Regions from separate parts of the Homo sapiens genome. Here regions 1, 2 and 3 are each linked to region 4. A link is a contact called in ENCODE Hi-C or POLR2A ChIA-PET data. All regions are on one chromosome and are shown on one strand. Each heading gives the region's core, a stretch centred on a gene start or an enhancer-like site at or near the end of the contact. The rest is flanking DNA. Distances are from core to core; before and after follow the strand shown.

Region 1 (6,217 bases), core at 3,105-5,604, 350 kb after region 4:
GTCCTGAGTGTCTTGAGTCTGGCTGACTCCAGGGATTTTACAGGCTCAGAATGGAGGAAATGCTCAAAATGGAGGAAGTGTGTGCTGATTGGTCCATGGGCATGCCTGGAAAAAGCACCACTTGATTTGCCAAAAGGTATCAAGGAAGTTCTCACTGTGGGTGGGAGACTTTGTCCAGAACTGATAGCCCAGCCCCCAGGCTCCAGGGGACCCGCCCCTTCCCACGGAAGGAACCTGCCTGTCGCCCACCACCAACAACATGCTATCCATGGCACCCAGGCTGTCTGCGCAAGGGGCATCCTTAGGCCCGCCCCAAGCCACCCTCAGCCCCCCAGGCCTCCCTCCCGTACTCGTTGGCACCCAAAGTTTCAGCCTCAGAACCAGTTTCTGGAGGGGGCTGAGGTGGCGGTGGCAGGGCGGTGGTGTGTCAGTGCTGCCCCAAGTGTGTGCACACCTGGCCGGGTCACAACAGCACCTGGGCTCAGTTAACAGGATACGTCCGCAGCTTTGCTCTGCCATGGGGGCGGGTGCTGAGAGCGGGAAGAGGACAGGGAGTGAGAGCCTGCAGGGCTTCCCAGGGCCCTGAGAGTACAGGCATGCCTGGGTCCAGAGCCATGGCTGGGCGGCTGCAGCTGCACCCGGGAGCATGGGCTCCCACCCAACCACCCAACCAACTCCGTAGGGCATGGGGCTTTTGCTGGGATCAGCTGTTCCCGGCCCCGCCGGTTCCGTGGTGCATGCAGCCCTGGCTATGCCTCCCTCCCTGCAGCTGGTATCCTCACAGTGGCTACTCCAGGCAGGCCACCGCCACCATCAGTGTTGCCCAGGCTGGTCTTGAACTCCTGAGCTCAAGTGATCTGCCCACCTTGGCCTCCCAAAGTGCTGGGATTAGTGGCATGAGCCACTGTACCCAGCCCTCTTTGATTTTGACCCTAAGAAAGACAGGGAAATACATGAATATCTATTGGGAAATCTTTTTTGTTATTTATTTGTTATTATTTTTACCTTGCAGCTCCAGCTCAAAGGATGGGAAGTCTTTAAATAATAGAGATGTATATTTGCATCCTGCCTCCCAATGCCATACTTCCCAGAGATTGTTGCCATTTGGGGGCATGTCTTTCAGAGTTTCTTCTAGGTGATTTTGTAAATAAATGAATACTAGATACATACAGAAATATATATTTTTGTTCTGTGAGGTGTGTGTATGTGTGTCTGTCTGTGTGTGTCTTTTAATATCAATGAATTTATATGCCCTGTGTTAATTAGCAGCTTGCTGTTTTCAATTAATATGTATTGGAGGTCTTTGTCAATATAGCACATGTATTTCTATCTCAAACTGTTGCATAACATTCTATTGTATGCATTTGCTGCATTTTATTTACTCGTACCCTTGGAGATAAGCATTTAGGTTCTAGTTTTTCCTTCTTTCCTTTCTTTTCTACCTTTCTATATTGAATTACAATGGTCTTAATAGTATATTTAATAACATAAAATAACGTGTTACATCTGTTGAGGAGGAAACACATTATCCTCTACCTTCTCAGATTCTCTGGTTGGGACTAAGAATTAAACAGACATAAGATGGATAAACAGGAGAAAAGTAGACAAGCTTTATTAAATTTTTACATGTACATGGGCTTTCACATGACGCTCTAAAGAAGTGACTAGAGCAGAAATCTTTCTAAACATTTTTGACAAAGAAATTATACATTTATGAAGAAATAACAAGATAAAGGGGTTTGGACTGGAGGTAATAAATTGTGGGGAAATGACTGGGAGATATATGAATGGGGGTAAAACTAGTAAGATATAAGGATTATTTATTAAGTTTGTTTATGCAGATCCATTTCAATGTCGATTCCCAGTCTCTGGTGATAAGGATTTCTTGTCTTTCTGGTATAAGGAGGGCACCTTCCTCATGGGAAGTTTTATGGCCTATTCTTAAATAGAAAAGGGGAGGTCAGAGAGCCCTTCCTGCGTCAGCTCTTTCTCAAGTGCCTTCAGCTCAAAATAGTTAACATGCCAAAGCAGCATATTTTGGGGCAGCATGACCTTAACTCCTTCACATGAAACATGGGAGGAAATTTGAAAATTAAAGCTTGTGTTATCTTCTGTCAGAAAAAAAAGTATGTGTTTTCTAAATTGGAATCATTTAGATTTGCCCCAAAGGAAAAAAAGTCTTTGGTTACTTCTTAACGAAGGATTTATCTAACATTTATTATTCTGGAATAGATGGAAATCATGAGAGCTGGAGCCCAGTTTCTCTCAGCTTTGCTGAGTTCACTTGGTCATCTTGGCCAAGTTGGCATGAAGTCTACATCAGTAGAAAGTGAGGATCTAATATCACAACTTGCCTCATCCCACACTGCGCTCCCTTCTCCAATTACCTACAGCCTGAACCAATATGGCATTCAGCCAACACTTTTCAGGTCATGTGTGTTAGTCTTGTCAACTCAACCTTGACACCAACCCTGGAGGGCAGAAATCACCCCTTTTTCTCCTGAACAGTGCCTAGCTGATCCTTAGAAACATAGTTATTTACTTTCAATATGTGTTAATTATCTTTAAAACTGTATTTGCAGGTTAGCTTTATTTTGTTTAGAAAAAATCTTAGAATAAAAGTCTTACCACCTCTATAGCTGTATCAGAACTTCTTTTAAGTGTATCACTAGGCCGGGTGCAGTGGCTCACGCCTGTAATCCCAGCACTTTGGGAGACCAAGGCAGGTGGATCACCTGAGGTCAGGAATTCGAGACTAGCCTGGTAAACATGGTGAAACCCCGTCTCGACTAAAAATATAAAAATTAGCTAGGTGTGGTGGTGCATGTCTGTAATCCCAGCTATTTTGGAGGCTAAGGCAGGAGAATCGCTTGAACCCAGGAAGTGGAGGTTGCAGTGACCCAAGATCATGCCACTGCATTCTAGCCTGGGCAACAGAGCTAGACTCTCTCTCAAAAAATGAATAAATAAATAAATAAATAAACAAATAAATAATAAAAGAAGTTTAGATATATCCACAGAAATGGCAGAAATTTCATACCAAGGTTTGTCTAAACTTGGTTTCTACCTGGAATAAAGAATAATCTGCCAGGTATAGTGGGGCATGCCTGTAATCCCAGCTACTAGGGAAGCTGAGGTGGGAGGATTGCTTGAGGCTAGGAGTTTGAGACCAGCCTGAGCAACATAGCAAAACCCCATTTCTGGGGGGAAAAAGAATAATCTCACACATATTTCAAATGTATGTAGATTTATGTTGTGTGATTAAAATATGTTTATTTTAAAGAGTTATCTATGTTGTTATTGGCATTTTGTACTTTCTCTTCCGGGATACTTAAAGTGCAAATACTACCATGAGGAAAGAGGGAGTCTTACCAAATGAAAAAATGATCCTCATATTTACAAAACCCTGGCCAGGTGCATTGGCTCATGCCTGTAATATCAGCACTTTGGGAAGCTGAGGTGGAAAGATTGCTTTAGCCCAGGAGTTTGGGACCAGCCTGGCCAACATGAGACCCCATCTGTATAAAAAATGTCAAACATTTAAAAAACTAGCCAGGCATGGTGGTGCAAACCTGTGGTCCCTGCTACTTGGGAGGCTGAGGTGTGCTTGAGCTCCGGAGGTTGAAGCTGCAGTGAGCTGTGATAATGCCACAGCACTTTAGCATGGACAACAGAGTGAAACCCCATTTTTTAAAAAACAAAAAAAAAAATCAGAGAGAGAGGGCAGAGCAATATGGGTGAATAGAAGGCTCCACTGATTGTCCCCAGAGAGGAACACCAAATTTAATAACTATCTATACATAAAAAGCATCTTTCTTCAGGCAAGGCAGTCATGAAAGAAATAATATAAAATAAAGCACCTTCCTAAGAATGAAAAATCAGGTGAGCACTCACAGTGCCTGGTTTTAACTTCATATTGCTGACAGAGGCACTGAAGAGGGCAAGAAAGACAGTCTTGAATTGCTGATGGCACCCCACCCCTATCCTCTGGCGATGGCCGTAGGTGCAGAGAGAGAATCTGTGCACTTGGGAGAGGGACAGTGCAGTGATTGTGAGAGGCATTGAACTCAAAGCTGCCCTGTCACAACAGAAAGCAAAACTGGGCTGAACTCAAATGATGCCTGCCCATTGAGGGAGCACTGAGACTAGCCCTAGCCAGAGGGGAATGGCCCATCCCAACAGTCAGAACTTGAGTTCCAGCAAGTCTCATCATTATGACCTAAAATGCTCTGGGGCCCTAAATAAACTTGAAAGGCAGTTTAGGCAATAAGGACTGCAACTCCTACACAAGTCTTAGTGCTGAGTTGGGCGTGTAGCCAGTGGACATGAGGGACATGTGACCTACTGAGACACCAGCCAGGGCAACTACAGGAGTGCTTGCACTACCCCTCCCAAAACACCAGGCAGCACAGCCCTCAGCTGCAAAGGAGAAGCCTTACTTCTGCTTGAGGAGAGGAGAGGAAAGAGTAAAGAGGAATTTGTCTTGCAACTTGGATACCAACTCAGCCGCAGTAGGATAGGGCACTAGTCAGGGTCATTAGGCCCCCATTCCAGGCCCTAGTTCCCAGACAGTATTTCTAGACATACCTTAGGCCAGAAGGGAATCCACTGCCTTGAAAGGAAGGACCTATCCTGGGAGGAATCATCACCTGCTGATTAAAGAGACCTTGGGCCCTGAATAATCAGCAGCAGCACCCAGGCAGTACTTGCCATGGGCCTTGGGTAAGACTCAGAGATATGCTGGCTTTAGATGTGAACCAGCACAGTCCCAGCTATGGTGGCTATGGTGAGAGACTCCTTTTGCTTGAAAAAAGCTGAGGGAAAAGTAAAGAGGACTTGATCTTGCACCTTAGGTACCAGCTCAGCAACAGTGGGGTAGAGTAACAAGTGGGCTCTTGGGGCCCCTAATTAGAGGCCTTGGCTCTTAGATGGAATTTCTAAGCCTTCCCTGGGCCAGAAGGTGGACCATTTCCCTGAAGAGTGAGTCCCAGACCTGGCAGCCTTCAGCATAAGCTGACTGAAGAGCCCTTGGGCCTTAGTGAACCTCGGTGGTAGCCCGGCAGCACTCCCCTTGGGCCTGTGGAGGTGATGGCCATGGGTGAGTTTCCTCTGCCTGTAGAAAGGTGAGGAAAGCGTAGAAATAACTGTGTCACATAACTTGTGTGCTAGCTCAGCTGTGGTAGAATAGAGCACCAGGTAGATTACTAAGATTTTTGACTCTAGTCCCTAGTTCATGGATGGCATCTCTGGAAAAGAATAGGGTCTAGGGGAACTTGCTGCCCTGAAGAGAAGGACACAAATCTCGCTGGCTTTACCACCTGCTGATTGCAGAGCCCTAGGGCCTCGAGTGAACATAGGCAGTAGCCAGGTACTGGTTACAACAGGCCTTGGGTGAGACTCAGTGCTGTGCCAGCTTCAGGTCTGTCCCAACTCAGTCCCAGTGGTGGTGGCCACAGGGGTGCTTGTGTCACCCCACCCCCAGCTCCAGACAGCTCATCACAGAAAGACAGACTCCATTTGCTTGGAAGAAAGTAAGGAAAGAAACAAGAATCTGCCTGGTAATCCAGAGAATTATTCCAAATATTATTCAAGATTATCAAGGCAGTACCTCTATGAGTCTGGAAGAACCATAGTGTTACTGGGCTTGAGATGCCCCCTAATGTAGATATGTCTTAGATCTCAACACCCAAGTCTTTTTAAATGCCTGGAAAGAGTGCAGAGACTACCATAGATATCTGACTCTTCAATGCCCAAACGCCAATGAACATCCACAAGCATCAAGACCTTCCAGGAAAACATGACCTCACCAAATGAACTAAATAAGGGAACAGGGAACAATCCTGGAGAAGCAGAGATATATGACCTTTCAGACAGATAATTCAAAATAGCTGTTTGGGGGAATGCAAAGAAATTCAAGATAACACAGAAAAGGAATTTAGAATTCTGTCAGATAAGTTTAACAAAGAAATTGAAATAATTAGAAAGAATCTAGCAGAAATTTTGGAGTTGAAAAATGGAATTGACATGGTGAAGAATGCATCAGTCTTTCACCAGCAGAATAAATCAAAACAGAAGAAAGCATCAGTGAGCTTGAAGACAGGCTACTTGAAAATATACAGTCAGAGGAAACAAAAGAATAAAAAAATATAAAGTATGCCTAGAAGATCTAGAAATTAGCCTTAAAGGGGCAAACCTAAGAGTTATTGGCCTTAAAAAG
Region 2 (6,248 bases), core at 2,710-5,209, 480 kb after region 4:
CTTGTATCCCTAGTTAAGCCATACTGCTAATTATGTATATATATGTATATATGTATAGCCACATATATGTATGTATAGCCATACTGCTAGTTAAGTATATATATAAATTTATCTAAGAGCTTGTATCCCTAGTTGAACCATATTGCTAATTTCTCCAAATGTTTTTGGTACGTATAATTTGGTGTTTCTGTCAGAACACTGGCACTTTTATATACTATCAATTAAAGGCAAAATTTTATTCTTTGAGCATAGATTTGATATCATTTGGAAATCAGTCTGGTAGGATCAACCTGGGTTACTTATTGTCAACAGTGAAATAATGTAATGAATTGCTTTTTTAGTGTGATGTATGCATTAGATTTTTCTTACTTGGAAAATAACTTGAATTATCTTGCTTCAAAAAATGGTTTATAAATGTCTTGTCCAAATCGCCTATGTGGCAATACTGGAGAGGGCATAATTAGAACACAGAGCTGTTTTTCACACACTGAGATTCTGCATGTTTTGATACTGGGCTTCCTTCCAATGCTAACACCTGGCCTAGTGCCTCTAGGTTTAGCTTCCCTGCCTCATCAGTGAACTCACTTTCACAAAAGGAATTCCAGCCATGTTCAGAGCAGTGGCAGTCTCTTAGATTAAGAATAGGACCTTGTATCTCCCTGAGCATCTGCTTAGCAGGACAAGTTTTGTTTCGATTTGTGAAAAACTGGAATATTAGCTTAGGGCAGGAGTAGGCAATATATATTTTTTTTTTTTGTAAAGGATCAGGTAGTAAATATTTTAGGCTTTGCAGATCAGGTGGTGTTTGTCTCAGGTAGTCAGCTCTACCGTTTTAGTGTGAAAGCAGCCAAGCTCATAACATGAATAAATGAACATGGCAGTATTCCAATAATAAACGAAAGGCTGGCTAGATGCAGTGGTTCCTGCCTATAACCCCAGCACTTTGGGAGACCAAGGCAGAAGGATGCTTGAGGCCAAGAGTGTGAGAACAGCTTGGGCAATAAAGCAAGACCCCCTTTTTTTTTCTGAGACAGAGTCATGCTCTGTCGCCCAGGCTGGAGTGCAGTGGTGCTGTGTCGGCTCACTGTAACCTCCGCCTCCCGGGTTCAAGCAATTCTCCTGCCTCAGCCTCCCGAGTAGCTGGGACTACGGGTGCCCGCCACCATGCCCAGCTAATTTTTGTATTTTTAGTATAGACAGGGTCGCACCATGTTGGCCAGGCTGGCTTCGAACTCCTGACCTCAGGTGGGTCCACCCGCTTCAGTCCCCCACAGTGCTGGGATTACAGATGTGAGCCACTGTGCCTGGCCAAGACCCTATCTTAAAAAAAAAGGTAACTTTCATTTTATTCCAATGAAACATTATACATTGGCACTGAAATTTGAATTTTATATAAATTTTATATTGTGAGAAATATTATTATTCTTGACTTTTTATTCAATGATAAATAAAATGAGCTAAGTGTGGTGGTGCATGTCTGTAGTCCTAACTACTCAAAAGGCTGAGGTGGGAGGATTGCTTGAGACCAGAAGTTTGAGGCTGCAGTGAACTATGATTACACCACTGCACTCCAGCCTGAGTGACAGAGTGAGACTTTGTCTCTAAAAAATAATAAAAAATAAAGTAAAAAACCATTCTTAGCTCATAGGTGAACAAAGATAGGTGGCTGGCCCTATTTGACCTGTGGGCTATAGCTTAATGATTCCTGATTCAGGGTTTATGATTTTGTATGTTGTTTTAATTCTGAGTTCTTGAAAATTGAGTTGTTAAAATGTTTTATGACTCTCTACTGATAAATCTTGAATCTGTTGCTTTACAGCTGCACTTTGGCTTGAACTAGTTATTTCTTTACATGATTCAAACTTGGCCTCTGATAATGCATCTTCCAAAGGTTGTATTTGGAAAATCTTAGAATGAATGGATTATCTGTATGAGAAGATTGCATGTTCATTTAAGGTGCCAAGGGTTTTCTGAACAGCTCAACTTGGAAGCAGATGGGGTCTGTGCACTCCATTGTGCACTGTTTAGTTTGCCTGTTTGTTTTCCTTTCTTTAATGCCAGAAAGAATAACACAGACACACCTTATAAAAGCATGCCAAGGTTACGGGATTGATTATTTTGTCAATATGTTTGAAAGCTGACTTTGAAAACATTTTTAGAACTTTGAAACTTTTAGGAAACATCTTAATCATAATACTCAGTGTTAGTATAAGATAACAAGTTTGAATGAAAACTTGACAAAGCATTTGGAATGTTTAGTTTGAAAAGTCTGGGCCGGGCATGGTGGCTCATGCATGTAATCCCAGTGCTTTGGGAGGCCAAGGCGGGCAGATCATGAGGTCAGGAGTTCGAGACCAGCCTGGCCAACATAGTGAAACCCTGTGTCTACTAAAAGTACAAAAAATTAGCTGGGCTTGGTGGTGGGCGCATGTAATCCCAGTTGCTTGGGAGGCTGAGGCAGGAGAGTTGCTTGAACCTGGGAGCTGGAGGTTACAGTGAGCCGAGATCGCGCCATTGCACTCCAGCCAGGGCAACAGTGCGAGACTGTCTCAAAAAAAAAAAAAAAAATCCTGAATTGAATATTCTTAAAAGTTTTACTGTGTGAAAACGTAGACTCTTGTATGCACATTCATGCATGCCTGTTGATACAGTCATCTGCATTTATTTTGGAAGCTTGGTCTGTTGAAGTATATTCTGAGGGTAATGAAAATATGCCAGCATAATGGATTTCCCCCCAAAATTTCTAAGTGAATTTTAAAAGACAGCTCATAAGTAGAAACATTGGAATAATGTTCTTTCCAGACTAGGTTCTTCACAAACTAGTTATCACAGATGATGGTACTGTTTTTGCAGTTCGGTTTGCTTCATGCCAAAAGTGTCCTTGATCAGTTACTTTAAATCTTGATACCATTAGACTGTTGCAGTATTGAGATTTTGTTTTTTTAACTTTGAAGATTCCAAGATATGGTAGGATATTTTGTCTTCTTTAGATTACCATTTCTTATTTTTTTATTCTTATTTATTTATCAATTTATTTTTTGAGACAGTATCGCTCTGTCGCCCAGGCTGGAGTGCAGTGGTATGATCTTGGCTCGCTGCAACCTCCACCTCTAGGGTTCAAGTGATTCTTGTGCCTCAGCCTCCCGAGTAGCTGGGACTACAGGCGTACACCACCATGCCTGGCTAATTTTTTTGTGTGTGTTTTTTTTTAGTAGAGACGGAGTCTCACCATGTTGCCCAGGCTGGTCTCAAACTCCTGAGTTCAGGCAATCTGCCCCCTCGGCCTCCCAAATTGCTGATATTACAGGCATGAGCCACCACGCCCAGCCCATTTCTTGTTTTTTAATATTTAACTCACGAGTAAATATAAATAGGATTTTCTCAGATAAATTATATCATAACGTAACCCTTAAATTAACCCTTTGCTTATTGAAGTGTCCTTAAGAGACCCTTTATCCTAGAAACAAGATTGGTGTTTGTCCAGTCTCCTTAGGAGCTATAGAAATCAATTGAGTGGTGAAGATAGGTGAGAACAGCAAAGAATTGGCAGCTTAGGTCTGCAGCATTGGCTATAGGCCTCACTGGCTGAAGCGATGAGGAAGCAGTGACAGGAGATGGGTAGTGGAAGCATGCAGTGTGTGCACAGAGAAAGCCGGCCAAATGCTTTGGTGACAGTGACAATGCACTTTTCCAGTGCAGGCATGGACTCCCTAGAGGTTGGATAGGCAGGCTCCATCTCACCCCTATTTCCTCACTGTGCAAAATTCCATTGTTAGAATTTTTTTAATGTGTGCTTTAAAATTTTTATTTATTTTTAATGTTAAGAATAAAGATATCCTGTTTTCACTTTAACCTCTTGAAATATAAAATGACTCATGTTCATTGGCACAAAGGTTGAGAGTTCAGTTCAGGGTCAAAACTCTTAGGCACTTGGACTTTGCTTTGCTACATACTTGCATTGCTCTGCTATCCTGTGTGGTATTCACAAGCTCAGTAACCTGAAGCAGACCCTGAACTGACTGCTGGGTGGTGCAATGGGAGGAAGTCCAGCTTTTCCAGCAGTGTGCTTTGTGTCCTACCACTCTCCCCAAAGCACAGATAACTTAATTTTTAACTTAGGAAGCAGTCTAAATAATGTATGCTGTTTTATTTTCTCCCAGGGACGTTGGCCAAGCCATTGAGTGTTTATCTTAATGGAGAGATCTGATTATGTAACCATATATTATACTAATAAATGGTGTGTATAAGTTTTTATCTCTAATTGAAACTCTTCCCCTTTTTTTGCATTTTTCTTTTTGAAAAGATCATTGTCACAGTCGTACTGGGACTGGTTATAGGTGCCATTTACTTTGGGCTAAAAAATGATTCTACTGGAATCCAGAACAGGTAAGTAAATTTGGATCTTGATTTTCAGAAAATGCTGTTACTTTCTTCAAGCTTATTGAAATCCATTAAGAATTTGAATTTAAGACAAGTATAGTGTAAATGTCATTCTTTTATTGAGGGTAGGATGAGTCAGTTTATTTTTGAGACAGAGTCATGCTCTGTTGCCCAGGCTGGAGTGCAGTGACGCGATCTCAGCTCACTGCAATCTCCGCCTCCCGGGTTCAAGCAATTCTCCTGCCTCAGCTTCCCAAGTAGCCTCGACTACAGACATCCACCACCACGCCCAGCTAATTTTTGTATTTTTAGTAGAGACGGGGTCGCACCATGTTGGCTAGACTGGCTTCGAACTCCTGACCTCAGGTGGGTCCACCCACCTTGGCCTCCCAAAGTGCTGGGATTACAGGCGTGAGCCACTCCACCTGGCCCAATTATTTTTAAATGTACAGTTCAGTGGCATTAAGTACATTTACATTGTTATGCAACTATCACCACCATCCAACTCTAGAATTCTTTTTGTCTTCTCAAGTGGAATATCTGTACCCATTAAGCAATAACTTCCCATCTCATATCTGCCTCTCCTAACCCCTGGCAGCAATCATTCTACTTTCTGTCTCTGAACTTGACTACTCTAAGACCCTCATATAAGTGGAATCATACAGTAGATATTCTTTGGTAACTGACTCATTTCCTTTAGCATGTTGTCTTTATGGCTCATTCATGTAGCATGTGTCAGATTTCTTTCCGTTGTAAGGTTGAATAATATTCCATTGTATGTACATACCACATTTCGTTTTTCCATTCATCTATAGATGGAAACTTGGGTTGCTTTCACCTTTTGGCTGTTGTAAACAGTGCTCCCTAGGTGTACAAATATCTCTTTCAGCCAGGTGTGGTGGCATGTGTCTGTAGTCCCAGCTACTCGGGAGGCTGAGGTGGGAGGATTGCTTGAGCCCAGGAGTTCTAGGTTGCAGTGAGCTATGATTGCACTACTGCAGTCCAGCCTGGGTGACAGAGTTCGACCCTGTCTCTTAAAAAAACAAACAAAAAAAACCCTATTTTAGTTCCTGCTTTCAATTCTTCGGATATATACCCAGAATTAGAATTTCTGGGTCATATAGTAATTCTGTTAATTTTTTTGAGGAACTACTATACCGTCTTCCACAGTGGCCGTACCATTTTACATTCTTACCAGCAGTGCACAAGGGTTCCAGTTTCTCCATATCCTTACCAACACTTTTCTTTTTCTCCCTTTTAAATAGTAGAGATCCATTGGATCTTTGGAGAAATGTCTATTCAAGTCCTTTGCCCATTTTAAAATTGAATTGTTTGTTTTTTTGTTGTTGAGTTGTAGGAGTGCTTTATATTTTTGAGGAGATATTAATCCCTTATCAGATACATAATTTGCAAATATTTTTCCCCACTCTGTGGGTTGTCTTTTCAGTATTGATAGTGTCCTTTGATGCATAAACATTTTTAACTTTGATGTAGTCCAATTGATCAATTTCTTCTTTTGTTGCCTGTGAGCTAATTTCTGTCACTTTTTAAATATATATGTTTGACTTAGGGGTGTGATGGGGGTGGGACTCAGCTTTTCCTGTTATATGGTTAGCACTTTTGTTAGTGTTGTGATCCTTACCTAGTTTCAGTCACAGTGGACCCTTAAAAACCTCATTTTATGAGGGGACTTTTTATCGACTGTATTGTGTTCTGAACATAAGCACTCAGGAATTTCACAGCCCTCAGAGTTCTGGTTATTTCATGTATGGAGAACACTTGTGGCAGATACTGTGCTCCGTAGTGCTTGCTGTCCATAGTCTCAGGTTACCACCCAGTGATTTAGAGGGGGTAGATGGTAGTATCCC
Region 3 (5,535 bases), core at 2,705-5,204, 370 kb before region 4:
TGCAAATTATGGCAGGTCTTCTGTGGAAAGGGATAAACAGGAAAAGTCAGTATGACTGTGGACTGTAATTGTGGAAAGTAAACACACACACACTACCACCACAGCCTGTCTCACTCAGCCAGTGTCCTCCACATGGCAGCACTAGGCACTGTTTAAGAGACGTGATACCCGGAAAAACAAGCATGGAACTCCTGGTAATAAACAAGTATCAACTGATTTCATCTCCAAAAGAATTTCCCTTCCTCTCTGTCCCCATTACCAACCTCCTGCCCACAGTGGGAATAACTGAACTGCTGATTAAAGTTTGGTTTATTTGTTTTTCTAATTATGATGGTACAGTGCTTGACCCACTGAGTTTTCTACCCATTGCTCTTGCCGGGCATCTTTTCTGTGTTGTAAGGCACATGGAATTCTCTCTCATTTCTATGATGAGCAAAGATAAGGCTACTCTCCTTAAGCCGCATCCCACAATGGGCTCACATTATAAATTAAGATAAATATGAAGACCCTGAATATATTTGCAGCTACCCACTACAAGAGTTAAAATGTTCCACATGGAACTTACCAATAAACGTGCTCATAAACGAATTTGGTGTATTTTATCTAGACTGCAGATGATCACATATAAAATAATGATTGTCATGGGAAAGCTCTCATTTAAAAAATTAAATAAGATTGTGTAGGGAAATGAGATTATTCATTCACTGACTCTTTAATCAGACTTTAATCAGCAGTTCAGTTATTCTCACCATACTGTGCACCAAATGTATAGTAGATAAATCAGAGAGACGTACTGCCTGCTCTCAGTGAGCTTGTGGAGGAAAACACACAGAAACACTATACAAATAAATAATCATTATAATAATCACAGGTAACAGTGTTTATTGTTATGTCAGGTACTGTTCTAAAGAAATTACATGTACTATCTTATTTCATCCTAATAACAACCCTAGAAGTTAGGTACTATTATTTCACATTTATAAATGAAGAAATAGACCATGTGAGCTAAGTAACTTTCACAATGCATGCGGCTAGTAAAGAGCCAAGATTTGAACCTAGAGAGAAGACTCAGAGCCTGAATTCTTTACATCTATACTATAATTGCAAAGCATAGCAGAGCCTGGGTTAGAGAATATTGAGACCAGGTATCAAGTTCAAGAATACTGAAGAGAAAGGATAACAATTTTCTAGGAGGTTAAATGTCTCCATCCTAGTTTAGTGAGTGGAGTGTTTCATTTTGCATGAGCTAAGCTAGTGACATTTAATTCAATATAACATTTCTGATTTAATTTTATGAACTTATTTTGGTAGTTCATTGGAAGAGGCTATTAATGTGATTCCTCTTAACATAGAATAGAACTATTCTATGGACTATTCTCAGGTCTAAAAATAATGACCATTGTAACTGACTGCCGGGGATTCAACTTTAGTTGAACCTACATCCTAGACTTAATTAATAAGAAAGTAGGTAATAAATGAAATGAAAAAAATAAAATAGCTTTCTGTTGGGCATATTTAGGATAGTCCAACCTCCAGGCAAAAAGGATTAACCATGGTTCTGCTAATGCTTTACTTATTTGGCTATAGCAGGAAAAAGGTCAAAGGTAAGAGAGGACAGGTGAAACTTCAATTTAGTTTAGTTTTTCTGGTGCCAACGCCTAGAACATAGTCCCTGCCATATAGTAGGCTCTCAGTGCATGTTTGTTCAAAGAAGGAATGAGTGAATATGAAGGATCAGTTTTATTTCTAATACTCTGGGAAAAGGAGGGAGGGATGTAGCTCACAAGGGTCTAATGTTTATTTATTTTGGGAAAAGCAATCACCCAGAATTAATCTATATTATACTGTTTTTCTAACTAATTAGAATTTAATAAATAGTCCAGTTTCAAAAATCACATTAGTGGTCAAAAACTACATAACATGTCTTCACCTCATTCCTCCAAAAATTAAAAATAGAACTACCACATGATCCACTTCTGGGTAAATATATCCAAAAGAGTTGAAAGAAGGGTCTCAAAGAGAGATTTGCACACCTGTGTTCATAGCTGCATTACAATAGCCAAGAGATGGTAATAATCCAAGTGTCCATGGATGGATGAATGGGTAAACAAATGTAGTATATACAACCAAGAGAGTATTATTCAGCCTCAAAAAGGAAATCCTGTCACATACTACAACATGGACGAACCTTGCCGACGTTATGCTCAGTGAACTAAGCTAGTCACAAAAAGACAAATACTGTATGACTCCACTTATATGAAGTATCTAAAGTAGTCAGATTCACAGAAACGGTAGAATGGTGGTTAGCAGGGGCTGGGGGAGTGGAAAAAGGAGATATGTTTAATGGATATGGAGTTTAAGTTTGCAAGATGAAAATGTTCTGGAGATCTGTCATACAACGATGTGGATATAAATAAGACTACTGAACTCTACGCTTAAAAATTATTAAGATGGCAAATTTCATCTTGTTTTTTTTTAACTTAAAAAAACTACATATAAGATAGTTTTGCCTGTTTTCAGGTTTCTTTTCAGTGTTTTAGGTATTCAGTATTTAAATCACAAAATTTGTGATTTGAACATTTTTTTCTTCCTTCATGAGATTTTAAGTGGATTGATACTTGCTTTCCATTCTGTCCCGATGTCTGACCTTTGTAATGTAAAGAAGAACATTTTGTTTAATTGAGAGAAGTCTGCTGTGTTCTTGTTGATAGAGGACCATCCTAGAGTTGGGAGTGCTGTCTGCACAGCAACAAACCCAGAGTCTACTTTGGATCACCTTATATAGTTCATGAGTAATCAGCAGATGCCTTTCCTTTCTATGTCTCTCTCTCAGTGAAAGGCACTGTTTCTTCCACTTGGTGAGGAATGGCCTAATGCTCATTGTCTGTAACAGGAATGCTACAGCTGCTCAAATTGTACCATTTATCATATTTGGTAAGGTCTTGCCTTAGTCTTGCCTGTTCAATTATAAAAGGAAAGAAGACGTAAAAGATGTAGAGTTGTACTGTGTGATTTTCCCCCCATTATGTCAGAAGAGGCCTTAAGAAAACTAATACCAGCACACAAATATATCTTTTTAGATTTTCTATTATATATTTTGTCTTATCAAGAAGAGCAGAGTGGGCCGGGCGCGGTATCTCACGCCTGTAATCCCAGCACTTTGGGAGGCCGAGGCGGACGAATCACTTGAGGTCAGGAGTTCGAGACCAGCCCGGCCAATGTGGTGAAACCCTGTCTTTACTAAAAACACAAAAATTAGTTGGGTGCAGTGGTGCGTGCCTGTGATCTTAGCTACTCCAGAGGCTGAGACAGGAGAATCACTTCAACCAGGGATGTGGACGTTGCAGTGAGCCAAGGTAGCACCACTTCACTCCAGCCTGGGTGACAGAGTGAGACTCCAAAAAAAAAAAAAAAAAGAGCAGAGTGTATGTTAGTTTGGTGATTCATTACATGTTAGTTTATGATTCATTATGTGCTAGTGTGGTGATTCATTATGACTAGATGGTGCTGTGTAAAAAAAAAAAAATTTCCAGAAAAATCTAGTTTAATAATTATGCTACCCAGTCCTTAAATCCTATATCAAATACTACCTCCTCTAGGAGGTCTTTCCTAATAATATTTTTTTAATCCCAAAACAACAGACTACCTCCAAAAATACACAATGACCTACCTGCATTAGTTTGTATCTTTCTTATAGAAACATTCTATTAATTATGTTATTTATACCATAATATAAGCTCCTTTAGGGGAGAGGCTATCTTGCCCTTACCCATGGTATTCTCTGAAGTACTTCCCACAGGCAAAGAAAGCAATAAGTGTTTGGTAAATATTTCTTGGACTGAATTGAGCCAGCTGTTTACATATACATTAAGTTAACTCTTCTCATTATTCTCAGCCGTATGAAAGAAATGCAGATCCACTCTGTGACTACATCCTATTGCCTAATCTAACTAGGCAGATTGCAGCTACTTTATGTTGACTGTTCAGAAGTTTTTGCTTGGGTTAAATGAAGTCAAACCTGTTGAGTTTTTTGGCGCATGGGGAGTTGTTTACAACTTTTCTTTTTCTTTAGTGCTATTGTTCAGTGGGACCTGCCTGAGGAGTGTACTGTACCCCAAACTGTTTACACTGAACATTCATTTCTTCAGTGACACACCCATCAGCTGACCTGTTTACACTGGTACTTAAGTAAAGTGGGTGCCTGCAAGCTTGAAACACTCTTAAATTGAGTATAGTATGTTTCAAATAATACAAGTATCTTACCATATTATTTATAAGTTTTAGCAGCAACTAATAGACTGGTCCCTAAAATATATAAACAAGGAGCTATTAAATATAATTGTGGTGGTTTTTAAAAGTCTTTGAAAAGAGACCCTTGTCTTATTACTCCAGGGAAATTTGCAGCCATTCTATAGAGGTATTATCTCATCCCTACTAAAAAGATTTCAAATGGGCTGGGTGCAGTGGCTCATGCCTGTAATCCCAGCACTTTGGGAGGCCGAGGCAGGTGGATCACCTGAGGTCAGGAGTTCGAGACCATCCCGGCCTACATGATGAAACCCCGTCTCTAATAAAAATACAAAAATTCGCTGGGCATGGTGGCAGGTGCCTATAATCCTAGCTACCAGGGAGGCTGAGGCATGAGAATCGCTTGAACCTGGGAGATGGAGGTTGCAGTGAGCTGAGATCACACCACTGCACTCCAGCCTGGGCGACAGAGCGAAACTCAGTCTCAAAAAAAAAAAAAAAAGATTTTAAATGAAACTCTTAGTAATCTCTCTTTGGGTGGCCAACCCATTGTTGTAAAGCAAGGGAATATCTTATTAAAAGTTGTTTGTTGGGTCTGGGTGTGTTAATGACACCGTTATCACATTGTTAAGCTTCACAGAAGCATATAACCTCATCAATTTTAAATTTTTTTTAAGTAACATTAGTTTCATAAAAATGATACTTGCTTCTTGTAAATAATTAAAATTATACCCAAAAAGGCAAAAAGAAAAAAAGTAAAAGTCACCTAGTGACCCATTGATATTTTTCTGAACATCCTTTTAGAAATCTCTACACAGAAATTAAAATGCATTTTTACATATAGGAAATATTCATACATGCTACTGTGTTACTAATCTTATTTAAATAATATGTCATGAACATCTTCCATGTCAACTAACGTTAATCTTTATACCACTGTTGTAGTAGTTGTCATAGTATTCCCTTATGTTTTGGAATTTACCTAATTCTTTCTTAATGAACATTTAGATTGCTGTCAATTTGGGACTATTATGCACTCACATTTCAGTGGCCAGAAAGGTTGATGTGTGTTCTGAGTGGTGCACATCCCACAAATATTTCACTAACTTCTAGTCATGTGATGAAATTAAAGTCCACACAGTTTATTAGATGACTCTTTGAGTTGACACATATGCTCTCTCTCTCGCTCTCCCCGCCCACCAAATAGCAGTGACTCCTGGTTGATAAACCATGCAACCCATTGCTCCCACCACTCTGGAGCCTCCCTGCAGCTGACCACCCCTTACT
Region 4 (5,535 bases), core at 1,650-4,149:
ATAACCTCTAACCAGTTATAAAGACATCAATCACCTCTAAAAGTGAACTAGAGATATAGATATCACCTTATAAAAATTCCTGACATTTGATAGGGAGTAGTAAAAATGGAATTACTTTAAAATCTCCCATTTTTGTTAGAGAAAATTTTGGAAAATAATTAAATTTTGTCTATTTTCTTTATTTTTCCATGTATGACACATAGCAGCTTGTTTTGCCACAACTGTTATGAAGACTGTCTCCTTTCATTCCTTTTCTTTTTTTTTTTTTTTTTTTTTTTGAGACAGAGTCTGGCTCTTTCACCCAGGCTGGAGTGCAGTGGCCGATCTCGGCTCACTGCAACCTCTGCCTCCCAGGTTCAAGCGATTCTCCTGCCTCAGCCTCCCAAGTAGCTGGAATTACAGGCGCCCGCCACCACGCCCAGCTAATTTTTCTATTTTTAGTAGAGAAGGGGTTTCACCATGTTGGTCAGGCTGGTCTCCAACTCCTGACCTCAAGTGATCCACCCGTCTCAAGCCGCCCAAAGTGCTGGGATTACAGGTGTGAGCCACTGCGCCCAGCCAGTCACTGCACCCGGTCTTTCCCTTTTCATTACCACATCCTCCATCATGCAAAATGAGAAGAGATCATCTCAGAGAGATACCTAAAGTATCTCAAAAGAAAAAGTCCTCCATGATTTTAAGATATTTTTGTCAAGCACTTTAGGAGGCCCAGGCGGGTGGACAGCCTGAGCCCAGGGGTTGGAGATCAGCCTGAGCAACATGGCAAAACCCCGTTTCGTCTTTTGGCGAAACCAAAAACTACAAAAAATTAGCTGGGCATGGTGGTGCACGCCTGTGGTCCCAGCTACTTTGGAGGGTAAGGTGGCAGATTCGCTTGAGCCTGGGAGGCGGAGGTTGCAGTGAGCCGAGATCGCACCAGTGCACTCCAGCCTGTGCAACAGAGCGAGACCCCCCATCTCGAAAGAAAAGATATTGTCATAACTTTATTTCTACCTCTCTATGCAGAAAATCCCATTCGATCTGGAGAATAGTACTTTTACTTATAAAACTGAAGCATAACTATCTTGTGTCTCCAGTAGGGGTACTACTACTCTCATTAAGTATAAAAAAAGTTTTTAATTGGTCATACAAATCTTAAGAAATTTAAATTTGGTCTTCAGAATGAAATGCTATAACGAATGGCTTCAAGCACACAACATGGAACATTCTGAAATCCCTGTTTCTTTTTCAAAAAGTAAACTCCAGCTACTTACTGAACAAGAACTGGATGCTAGTGCTAATGTGCTAATTTTGTTTTTCATGCCAAAGGAGTTCTGCCAAAGAGGTTTCTAACCTGTCCTCCTTGTTCCCTGCATTATACTTTTTACAGAAAGTTCCTAGCCTCGAAGGCGGTACGACCATGATGTAAAATATGTAATTCAATTATTTTGCTTTAGGATATGCAATCCATGTACTTTGCTTTTCTGATTTATAATGCTACTCCCTCCTCCCCCAGGGTAAAGGAAAGTACAAAAGGAGAGAGCTTCACAGTAATCTGCCGACTAAAACATGATACCCGATCACCGCATTTAAAACTTTTTATTTTTTCATTTCTCTCAAGTCTAGAGTTGAAAAATCAGCTCACTTGATCTTATCTAATCATCAAATAAAAGGTTCTAGAAATAGCTTCTTATTTGTGGAAAGAGCCAGAAGACACATACAAATGGAAGAGAGCTCTTGAATCGTCTTTCCCAAAGCATTCTATGCGTGATGAATGCAAGCAAAATCCTGGAAGGCTTTTCTCTGAATTAGGTACTTCCTAATTGAGCTCATTTGAAAGCTGATGTAAAATGCAATCAGAAAGCAGCCAGAAACAGTGACAGACCAACAGCAAAGTTCAAATACTTATTCCCTGGAGCTCATGCTGCATACACATATTCCGTGCACAGTCGCATTAGGTACTGTCTCCATAGGCTCACCTGTTTCAGGTTACACATGCTCCTCTCGGTCTGGTTGCCCTGGTTTGCCCACTCCACACATTCACAAATGACTCAAGTCTCACCTGCCCCCGGCCGTCCCAGCTCCTGACACCCCCGCGTCGGTCCGCACCGACGTGTCGGCGTACACACACACACACACCCGTACACACGTGTCCGCACACACCCTCGCCCCCGGCCCCGCCCAGGAGGCGGACCCGGGAGAGGCGAGCCGGCCCGGCCTCCGCGAAGTGGGTGGTGCCGGGCCCCGCAGCCCTGCCGGCGCTGTCATCGCGGACGCCGTGCACCGCGTCCTCGGCGCAAACTCCTCGCGGCCGCTGAGGTTCCCCAAAATGCCAGGGCCTCGCCAGCTCCCATTTCAATTGAAAGCGTCCGCGCCCCTCACTGCACGGAGGTCCCTGGAACCCCAGAATTTAAATAGGGGCAGGGGGCGAGCATAGGGACTATCCTCCTTTTGACTTTCTGCGTCGCAATTCCTCCCGGGCGGCAGGGCGGGAGGGCGGCCGAGCGCGGGCGGGAGGCGCTCCCATTTTGAAGGCTTGTCTCGCCTTTCCCGGCGCGGGGCTCTCTGACCGGAGGGCGAGCCCACGAGAACGCCAGGGAGGCGTACGCAGGGTACTAAGGGCGCCGCGCCCCAACCTCCCCGCGCCCCAGACCCAGGTCGTCTCTGGAGGTGCCTGCAGCCCCCGCCGCCGGAGCCACGGGAGGAGCCGCAGCCGCCCCTCCGGGAGCCGCGCGCTGACTGCAGTGCCAGGCGGAACGCGGCCCAGCGCGGCTGCAGCTCCGCCGTACCCCCCTCCCTGGAACCCCGGCCCCCGCCCTGCGCACCTCGGCAGCAGCCGAACCGCAGCTTGGGACTCCGACTGTCACAGCCCCTCTCGCCGGACCCGGGGTTTCTCCGTTTTCGGCGTCACAATAATAAGGAAGTTTCCCCGCAAGCCTGCGGGCGGCGGAATGCGCTGGGTGAATGGCTTCGCACCGGGCCAATGGGCGCCGTTCTGGGATGGGCCCGCGCCAATGGCGGCCGCCGTGGCACGGGCTGGAGGCGGGGCGGCAAGGTCCGCGGGCAGGAGGAGGGGAGAGGCCCAGGCCCCAGAGCCAGGCGCAGGCTGCCCGAGGTGACAGGACTCGAGGGCCCGGCGCGGGGACAGCGGCACGGGTGTGTCAGCCGAAATCGGACTGCAAGACATAGAGCGTTGACGCTGAAATAAGATTGCTTTTCACTGGCGGGGAAGCGAGCTGGACCGATCAGCGGTTGCCTATTCAGGTTCTGGACTCTGGTTTTTATTATTTATGAAGAGGTGACCGAAAGCCTTGGGCACGGGGGAAAAAGCTGGAGGGTGACAATTGAGGGAGAGTGCGCTAGTCTTCTGCTTTACTCCCCTTCGTAGGACTGTAGGAAGCGCGGCGCCGGCCCGCGGCGCTGCGCGGTGGGAGAGGCGGGGAAGGAGGTACGCGGCAGCCGCCGGCGCTCTTCTGGAGAGGTGGGGATCGAAGACCGGCACGGGGCTGCGGAAGAAAGGCGGGCCTGGGGGAGGCTGGAGGGTGGACCCGGGGGGAGCATAGCAAGAAGAGTCTGAGCACCAGATCTTAAAATCTTGTAATCTGAAAGACACTCTGTGGCCTATACCCAGTAACGGATTTTTTAAAAGTTTGTCCTCTTCCACTTTTCCCTAGCGCCGAATCCCAGAGCTTCCTCCCCCTCCCCAAGGTCACTAGTGCTTTCATACTTGCCCTAGACCTGATCTGATCCACAGCTAATCTTTTGCAGAAAACCTCAGAAAGGTGACTTCATGTGTCTGCCCCCCTTAAATGTAAAATGCAGAACACTGGCACGGTACTGCTTTAATCCAAAGGAATAACTCTCCCAGTGGAAGAATTTCTATAACCTGGCATTTGAAGCAGGAAGGCCCTTTGAGGATAGATTCTTACCAAGGACATTCAAATCACCTCAGGTCTGCAATCGCTCGTCCTGAGAACCTAACAGACTGACCAAGTAGAAAAGAAAGTTTCAAGGAGTGGTGTATCCTGGGGATGAGACGTTGTTGGCTGACTGACAGTGTTGAGCCCTCCGTGAAATAATGCAAATTGTCCAGTACACTGAGACAAGAAAGCTAAAAAAGCAGAATCTAAGTTATCAGGTCATCTAAGAAAAAATCCAAACCTTTGAAATTTGGATCACACTTGACACGTTTAGAAACACTGGGGATGGCCAGGCGCGGTGGCCCATGCCTGTAATCTCGGCACTTTGGGAGGCCGAAGCCGGTGGATCACTTGAGGTCAGCAGTTCGAGACCAGCCTGGCCAACATGGTGAAACCTTGTCTCTACAAAAAAAAATACCAAAATTAGCCGAGTAGGGTGGTGTGCGCCTGTAGTCCCAGCTACTCAGGAGGCTGAGGCAGGAGAATCACTGGAACCTGGAAGGCGGAGGTTGCAGTAAGCTGAAATCAAGCCACTGTACTTACTCCAGCCTGGGCAACAGAATGAAACGTTGTCTCAAAAAAAAAAAAAAAAGAAAGAAAAAGGAAAAAAGAAACACTGGGGACAAGAGTAACACAATTCACTTATATTCCAGATATGTGGCAGTTTCACAAAAGTTTAGTCTATTACAAAGATGCAATCCCAATTTAGAGATGCTGTTGGCAAAAGAACTGGTTAAATGCCCAAAGAGGAGTCTGGTAGGAAGACGAAGGAGTCCGGTACTTGCAAAGGAGAAAGTGAGAGATCCTATTGTTAGGTGTCACATATGAGGTTTGTAATCAATCAGTGTTTGGGTTGATATGTCTGGCCCATGGCTCAAGTGTTTTTCTTTTTTTGTTGTTGTTTTTTTGTTTTTTGTTTTTGAGACGGAGTCTCGCTCTGTCGCCCAGGCTGGAGTGCAGTGGCGCAAACTCGGCTCCCTGCAAGCTGCGCCTCCCGGATTCACGCAAGTCTCCTGTCGCAGCCTCCTGAGTAACTGGGACTACAGGCGCCCACCACAACGCCCGGCTAATTTTTGTATTTTCAGTAGAGACGGGGTTTCACCATGTTAGCCAGGATGGTCTCAATCTCCTGACCTCGTGATCCGCCCACCTCGGCCTCCCAAAGTGCTGGGATTACAGGCGTGAGCCACCGCGCCCGGAGTTTGTTTTTTTGAGAAGGAGTCTCGCTCAGTTGCCTGGGATGGAGTGCAGTGGCGCGATCTCTGCTCACTGCAACATCCACCTCCCCGGCTCAAGCAATTCTCCTGCCTCAGCCTCCCGAGTAGCTGGGATTACAGGCGCTCACCACCACACCCGGCTCATTTTTGTACTTTTAGTAGAGGCGGGATTTCACCATGTTGGCCAGGCCGGTTTAGAACTCCTGACCTCAAATCATCTGCCCACCTCGGCCTCCCAAAGTGCTGAGATTACAGGCGTGAGCCTCCGTGCCGGCCGGCTCAAGTGTTTTTCATATGAAATTTCATCTTGAGGAAAAGGATGGTTATCAAAGACTCAAGCCTAGAAATGGGATAGGAGCAATGTATAAATAACAAGTTAGGATACTGTAAGCTTCTTTTACCAAATAAATAGCCAAACC

Evidence for each region. A loop is a pair of places that touch in the nucleus more often than their neighbours do. ChIA-PET counts read pairs that join two places held with the same protein, here RNA polymerase II (POLR2A).
Region 1: a loop to region 4 is called in a map of gastrocnemius medialis, with 2.4 times the contacts of the local background. The contact joins the enhancer-like site here to the promoter of HERC3 in region 4. A Hi-C loop is called at or near these places in 1 of 168 maps with a recorded cell type or tissue (gastrocnemius medialis). POLR2A ChIA-PET finds 5 or more read pairs at or near these places in 1 of 52 experiments (T-cell).
Region 2: a loop to region 4 is called in a map of endothelial cell of umbilical vein, with 2.7 times the contacts of the local background. The contact joins the enhancer-like site here to the promoter of HERC3 in region 4. A Hi-C loop is called at or near these places in 1 of 168 maps with a recorded cell type or tissue (endothelial cell of umbilical vein). POLR2A ChIA-PET finds 5 or more read pairs at or near these places in 1 of 52 experiments (activated CD4-positive, alpha-beta T cell).
Region 3: POLR2A ChIA-PET joins it to region 4 with 12 read pairs in PC-9. The contact joins the enhancer-like site here to the promoter of HERC3 in region 4. POLR2A ChIA-PET finds 5 or more read pairs at or near these places in 3 of 52 experiments (CD4-positive, alpha-beta T cell, OCI-LY7 and PC-9).

What each region holds. Positions count from the first base shown.
Region 1 is chr4:88,238,533-88,244,749 of GRCh38, reverse strand. No RefSeq gene overlaps it. Among named protein-coding and RNA genes, the nearest start is that of PPM1K, 43 kb to the left of the region's middle. RefSeq lists an enhancer at 87-619. Within about 2 kb of position 4,354, at least 3 of the 41 ENCODE cell types and tissues checked have a DNase peak (open chromatin) inside an H3K27ac peak, as active enhancers do.
Region 2 is chr4:88,105,322-88,111,569 of GRCh38, reverse strand. It overlaps ABCG2 (ATP binding cassette subfamily G member 2 (JR blood group)), which reads left to right. Exons shown (of 16, transcript NM_004827.3): 10 at 4,304-4,386. Among named protein-coding and RNA genes, the nearest start is that of ABCG2, 50 kb to the left of the region's middle. Within about 2 kb of position 3,959, at least 8 of the 41 ENCODE cell types and tissues checked have a DNase peak (open chromatin) inside an H3K27ac peak, as active enhancers do; they include endothelial cell of umbilical vein, where a contact is called at or near this core.
Region 3 is chr4:88,962,515-88,968,049 of GRCh38, reverse strand. The region is part of intron 4 of FAM13A (family with sequence similarity 13 member A); the gene reads left to right. Among named protein-coding and RNA genes, the nearest start is that of FAM13A, 92 kb to the left of the region's middle. Within about 2 kb of position 3,954, at least 4 of the 41 ENCODE cell types and tissues checked have a DNase peak (open chromatin) inside an H3K27ac peak, as active enhancers do; they include PC-9, where a contact is called at or near this core.
Region 4 is chr4:88,589,844-88,595,378 of GRCh38, reverse strand. HERC3 (HECT and RLD domain containing E3 ubiquitin protein ligase 3) reads right to left here and starts at 2,899. Exons shown (of 26, transcript NM_014606.3): 1 at 2,805-2,899. RefSeq lists silencers at 1,874-2,283, 2,604-3,163, 3,334-3,393.